Linked DNA regions of Homo sapiens: region 2 is linked to region 1. Evidence: chromatin loops called from intact Hi-C (ENCODE). Cell type or tissue: left ventricle myocardium inferior. All regions are shown on one strand. Links, peaks and the distances in the headings refer to the core of each region. The heading gives the core; the rest is flanking DNA. Region 1 overlaps ABCA4 (ATP binding cassette subfamily A member 4). Region 2 overlaps ARHGAP29 (Rho GTPase activating protein 29).

Evidence for each region. A loop is a pair of places that touch in the nucleus more often than their neighbours do. Peaks named below come from ENCODE experiments on the same cell type or tissue, not always from the same donor. Only the 100,000 strongest peaks of a DNase experiment are listed, where the experiment ranks them.
Region 2: a loop joins it to region 1, with 3.0 times the contacts of the local background. A loop is called at or near these places in 3 of 110 quality-filtered maps.

What each region holds. Positions count from the first base shown.
Region 1 is chr1:94,059,965-94,062,812 of GRCh38, forward strand. ABCA4 (ATP binding cassette subfamily A member 4) reads right to left here. Exons shown (of 50, transcript NM_000350.3): 13 at 2,613-2,789; 14 at 573-795. Among named protein-coding and RNA genes, the nearest start is that of ABCA4, 60 kb to the right of the region's middle. In left ventricle myocardium inferior, for the core only: CTCF peaks have their summits at 1,639 (motif pointing right) and 1,844; a DNase peak (open chromatin) is centred at 1,687; H3K27ac peaks cover 2,500 bases.
Region 2 is chr1:94,213,525-94,216,439 of GRCh38, forward strand. The region is part of intron 3 of ARHGAP29 (Rho GTPase activating protein 29); the gene reads right to left. Among named protein-coding and RNA genes, the nearest start is that of ARHGAP29, 23 kb to the right of the region's middle. In left ventricle myocardium inferior, for the core only: no CTCF peak of the experiment used is centred there; no DNase peak of the experiment used is centred there; H3K27ac peaks cover 902 bases.

The sequences.
Region 1 (2,848 bases), core at 349-2,848:
GATGGACTCCAAATTCCATCCTTTAAAAGAGAGAGAGGTGTTGGAGCTTTTTCAGGCAGCAGAATGTTTTTTGGTGAAGCCATGTAGGAGGTGACCATGATGATGATAAGTAAATAATCCAGATCTCCTCCCCTACTGCTACTGAAAAGGCAAAAGGCTTTCCCCATTTCAACTCTAGCCAGTAGTTAAAATTGTAAGCCCAGGAAAACACTCCCTGAACTGATTTTTTCTGTGTTTGGAAAGAGAAGACCACTTTAATTACACTATCACCCTGTGCAGGGCTCTGCTAATAGCAGCTTCTCCAGATGGTCACGGAATGGGACTGGGAAGTCTGTGTGGACCATGGACCCCTGGGCAGGAAGTGGGAGATGGGAGGATGCTGTGATACAGTGGCTCCTTCAGGAGATTTCGTCTCTTTGAGTGTCTCCCACGTTGGCTAAAAGGAAGGGCTGGGAAGCTAGATGTCACGCTCTCCTTGGTGGCCACATGACTAATCCAGGCACATGAACAGGAGGAAAGGGGAAAGGAACCAAAGTATTCAAGATTTTCTGGGCCTTCTCCATTTGGCTTACCATGATGAATATCGTCAGGAGGAAGATGCTCATCGACATGATGGAGAAGCTGTCCAGGAACCAGGTACACCAAATCACTGCATTGGAGACACCCTGATTTTTCAAGGTCTCCTTCAGTCGCAACTCCTTCTCCAAGACGATGCTCTTCACAGTCATGGAGACAGAGTAGATCCATGCCAGCACCATGAAGATAGGGAAACAGCGGTTCAGGATGATCATGAAACTAAAGCAAAAGGAGAGAAGCAGAATAGTAGAGTGCTCTGTACCTGGTAGAGGCAGAATAAATGTTTGTTGAATGAATGTGTTGAGAACAAAGCCCAGATGGAGGGAAAGGAAAACAGGAAAACCTCCCCTGGACATTTAATGGGCTGGAATCTTTTAACACATTCCATGTTAGCCCTGAAGCATTATTTTTTGTTTATAGCAGAGTGCTGGCTTTCTGGTTAGCCCGGGTGAATGCTCTGCAAGTAAAATGTGTCAATAAAATTATATCCTCTATGTCAAAGATCTTCCCTGTAAGGCCTTGCAAGGAAAAAACTGCAGACTTGATGATGTGGATGGGATCTGAGTAGACAGCTACATGCTGACACTGAAACCCAAGAGGGTGGAGGACTGACAAGGGCAAGTGGTGGTGGTAAGAGCAATAACTTGGCTCCCCAAGGGGTCAGCCGCCCCAGCACAGTCTGCCCTGGAAGGTCAAACCCTAGTTACACAAAAAGACACACAAAATAACTAATCAGTTTGGCACTTTCAGAAGGCGAATGATCCATCAATACATCAGTTATCCAACAGCCACTGGACCCACCACCAGCCATGCACAGGTGGAGGAGACCCTGGTATATCCACCTGGCAAACAGGATAGATTTGATACACTGGAACGACTTTCTTGTGAACTTTACACGTTTTCCCTGTGTTTCATGTGCTAGTAAAGCCCTTGGGATTATTATCTATTGAAAACTGTTGTGTGTTGTCACTGAAAGGGCCCAATTCCAGCATGGGAGGGTTTCACTCAAGGTGGCCCTAGGGAGAGAAGCATATGTTCGTAAAGCATGCACTTCTGGGACTAGCCACCAGAGGACTCTCCCATACCAAATGACCCAGCTCCCTATTGCCTCCCCACACCCACCTCACTTCCCCACCAGCCACTCCCGTCCTGATCCTAAAGTGGACCTGGGCTTTCGCCCCTGGCTCCATTTCCCAGCTCTGCCTATTGTCCGAACCCAAACTAACTGCAGACTGGCCACTGTTATCTCAAGTTTTCTGTAGAGCTGAGGCTGGAAAACCCATTGGACAGTTATTAAAAGAGGGTTTCCTGTGTCCACACTGAGTTTTAGGTGAACTCAATTGTAGATCTCTGCTGCTGTTTTGGTAGTGTGTCTGACCCCATCTATAATGACAAATGAGCCTCCCAACCCTCCACCCCGGCCCTTTCTCTACCACCCCCCAAATCCATATTCAGTCAAACAGTAGGCTGCTTGCTTGGCTTATTCCTGGTCAACAGATATACAGGCCTGGGATGGGAGTGTCCAGGGAGGCAGGTCCTGAGCTCATCCAACACATTCCTCTGCCTTGTCATTGAGCATACATCATGGAAATGTTAGTTAGGGAAGGGGCTGCATTATTCCAGGGCTCCCAGGAACCAGACCTACTGGCCATACAGAGTCCAAAATGAATGCTGATGTGGCAATCATTGGGCAAACATTCTGACCAGAACCCTTCCACATACCAAACATACTACATAGTGGGGAATTTGTCCCCTCCCCCAGCCTCACTTTCCTTGCTTTAATTTTCCCCTTCCCTTTTCCAGCTACAACATCAACTCTTTTCCCTTTCCCACCACTGCACTGACTCATCTGTGCCTGCCTGGAGCTTGGGAGAAGCAGGTTCCTCAGTCAGAGCTCCATGCTCTCCAATTTGGCTCTGGTCCCTGGGGCTCTCTCTAAAGACATGGAAGCCTTGAGGGCACCCCCAGCCCACCCCAGCCCACTCCAGCACCCCCATTAGCGTGTCATGGAGGAGGATCGCGAACTTCAGACTCACGAATCGTCCACGAAGCAGGGGTAGGGCATCTGCTGGAGGTAGATTCCAACTGGAGCCTCCGCCTGCACCTGGCTCCTTGTGATCCCCTGTTCAACCATGTCCTGCAGATAGGCAAACCCGCCCCAGATGTACCGGAAATCTTCCACGGGATCAGCTCTGGGACCAGAATCCCAATACCTGAGAAGACACAGAGGGACAAAGGATGGGAACGGGCTTGGATAGCTCACTCACACCTC
Region 2 (2,915 bases), core at 148-2,647, 150 kb after region 1:
ACTTTTCAGGCCAGTCAGTTCTGTTGAAAGGGGCCATAGATGATACATAAATGGATAAGACTGTGTTCCAATAAACCTTTATTTACAAAAACAGGCAGCTGGCCAGATTTGGCCCACCAGCCTGTGTGCCAACGCCTGGTAAAGTGGATGGGTTCCGAAGTCAGTCTGCCTAAGTTAAATCCTAACTCTCTCTCTTACAATGTTACATAACTTCACCCCTCTGTAACTCAGTTTCCTCATTTATAAACTGGGGATAATTACGTACTTTGAGAACTGTTGTGAAGATTAAATGAACTTAGAACAGAGCCTGTTACATAGAAGATGTTCAAAAATGTTAGCTATTATTATCATATAACACAAAACACTGTCAACAATAACCTATCAGTCAAAATTAGATGTCTTTTTTCTTCTAAGTCTTCAAGCTACTAAACCTTTTTGCAAGTTTCAACAACACTACCACTTAATATGTATGTTGGACAAGCTTCTCTCTATGCCTCAGTTTCCATATCTGCAAAATGAGAGGTGATATAACAGTAATATATACTGATAAAAGGCTTTAGAGTTTCAGCCCTGAGTTCAAATCTGGTCTCTACTACTTTGTGTGTTAGTCTGGACACATTACCTAACTTCAATTTCCTCATAAGCAAAACAGCATATTATTGAGAGGAATGACTGAGAAAACAAATGTGAAGCACCCAGAGTACAGTGCTTGAATTCAGTAAACACAAGCTCTGTTCCTCTGTTCAATATCTATCTGTACACAATCTGTAGTTCATAGAGCTTTCTCCACTTAGCCTCTATAGCTCTCATCTTGGCTTTCTTTATATACACTATCCCTACAGAATCTCACCCACTTCCATACCTTTGAGGGAACAAATTCCTAAACTACCTGTCTAGTTTTAACCTCCAAGCTCCAGATTCGCATTTCTAATAGGCTGATATATTTCTTCTCCTACTTTCCACCTGCTATTTTCCATACAATCCTTAGCTCATTAGCTTCACTTTCAAAAATGCCTCTAAAATATTTTTTCTTCCTTTCCATCCCCATTGCCATTGATTTAATTCAAAAGCCCACGTTTTACCTCTAGTCTGAACTATTTAACAACCTAACTGGTGTCTCTGTCTCCACTCCATCCCCTCTATTAATAGTCCTTCAAAAGCTCATTAAAATGTTGCTTAAGGTTTAAATAATTGTCTCCCTTGGGTTCCCTATTAAATCCCAATACCAAGTCCTAAGACACGTTTAGTATCTCTTCAAGAAATCACCTGAATAGCTTTCATTCATACAACCTATTAGAGCAGCAACTTTCAAATGTTTTTGACCACAACCTTGGGAAAAAATACATATTGCATCATGACTGAGTATTCTATACACACATAATCAGCTATATAACACCTATAAAATTTCTGACACATACTTAAGTTTTATGTAATGAGTGTTGCTTCTGATTTTTCTTTTCTATTCTCTTTCATTTTTTAAAAATGCTGGTCACAATCCACTAACTTGATGTCATGAGTCAGAGCCCATAGTTCAAAAACCATTCAATTAAAAGATGCAATGGAAGAAAAGCATGAAAAGGAAAAAAAAAAAAAAAGAAAATAATAAAATACATAGGGAAAAAAACCAAAAAAGCTACAAGACCTACCTAATGAAAACTTTCAGTTGCTTCTGAGGAACATAAAAGACAACTTCAAGAAACAAAGTACATATTATATTCTTGGATAGAAATACTAAATATGTATATTTTCCTTAATTTAATCTATAAATTTAACTCAAATCATCAAAAAACAAAACAAAACAAAAAAAAAACCAGTAGATATTTTTTAGAACCAAACAGCCAATTCAAAAATCTTCATGGAAAAAATAAAATTCTGAACAAGCTATCCCTACCAGATACTAAAATGTCATAAAAACTATAATAAAAACAGTGTGGCCTGGGCATACAACTAAACAAATCAGTGGAACAGAATTAAGGTCCATAAATAGATATATGTGAGAATGTAGTGTATTTATGATAAAGGTGACATCTCAAATTAGTGGCGAAAATATGAATTACCTGATAAATTTACTAGACACTTAGATACTTTACAATGTTTCTGAAGACTTAAATTCAACAAATGAAACCATGAAACATCAGAAGAAAAAACATTCAAGAATTCTATTATAATCTCAGAGCAGAGAAGCCTTTCCTAATACTCAAAACCCAGAAACCATAAAAGACTGAAAAATGTTAATGCAAAAATAAAAGACAAAAAATGAAGTAAAAAAAATTTTTCAACATTAATCAAAGACTAAAGGCTAATTTTACTTATACAGAGTTTCTACAAATCAATACTAAAAGGAGACCTACCAGCAAAAGAAAAGCAGATAAAAGGTCAATTAACATAAAAGGATGTAAAAACGTTATTGAAACAAAAGATATTCAACTGTACTCAAAATGAGTGAAATGCAAATCAAACCTAGGCTGATACCACTTTTCACTATCATACTGGATAACAGAGCTTTGTAACCAGTTCTGTTGGCAAAGGTGCAGGAAATCAGCCTCTTCAGCACTGCTATCAGAAGGGCAGAACCTATACTGAAGGCATCTGGTAATATCAAAAAATATAAACACACATGCTTGCTGATTCAGCAATTATTCATCTAGGAATTTGCATGACTATTTATTGAAGCACTGTTTGTAATAGGAAAAAAACTGGAAATGATCCAAACATCTATTAGTAGTTAACTGATTAAATAAATTATAGTACATCAATATAAGGGATTACCATACAGCTTTGAAGAAACAATAACAAAAGAATGAGGAAACCCTTTATGTGCAGGTAACTCATGACAATGAGCAAGGAGCAGAACGCTACCATCTGTGCAAAAAGGAGGTTAAAAAAGAGAACACATCCGTGTATTTGCTTGTATA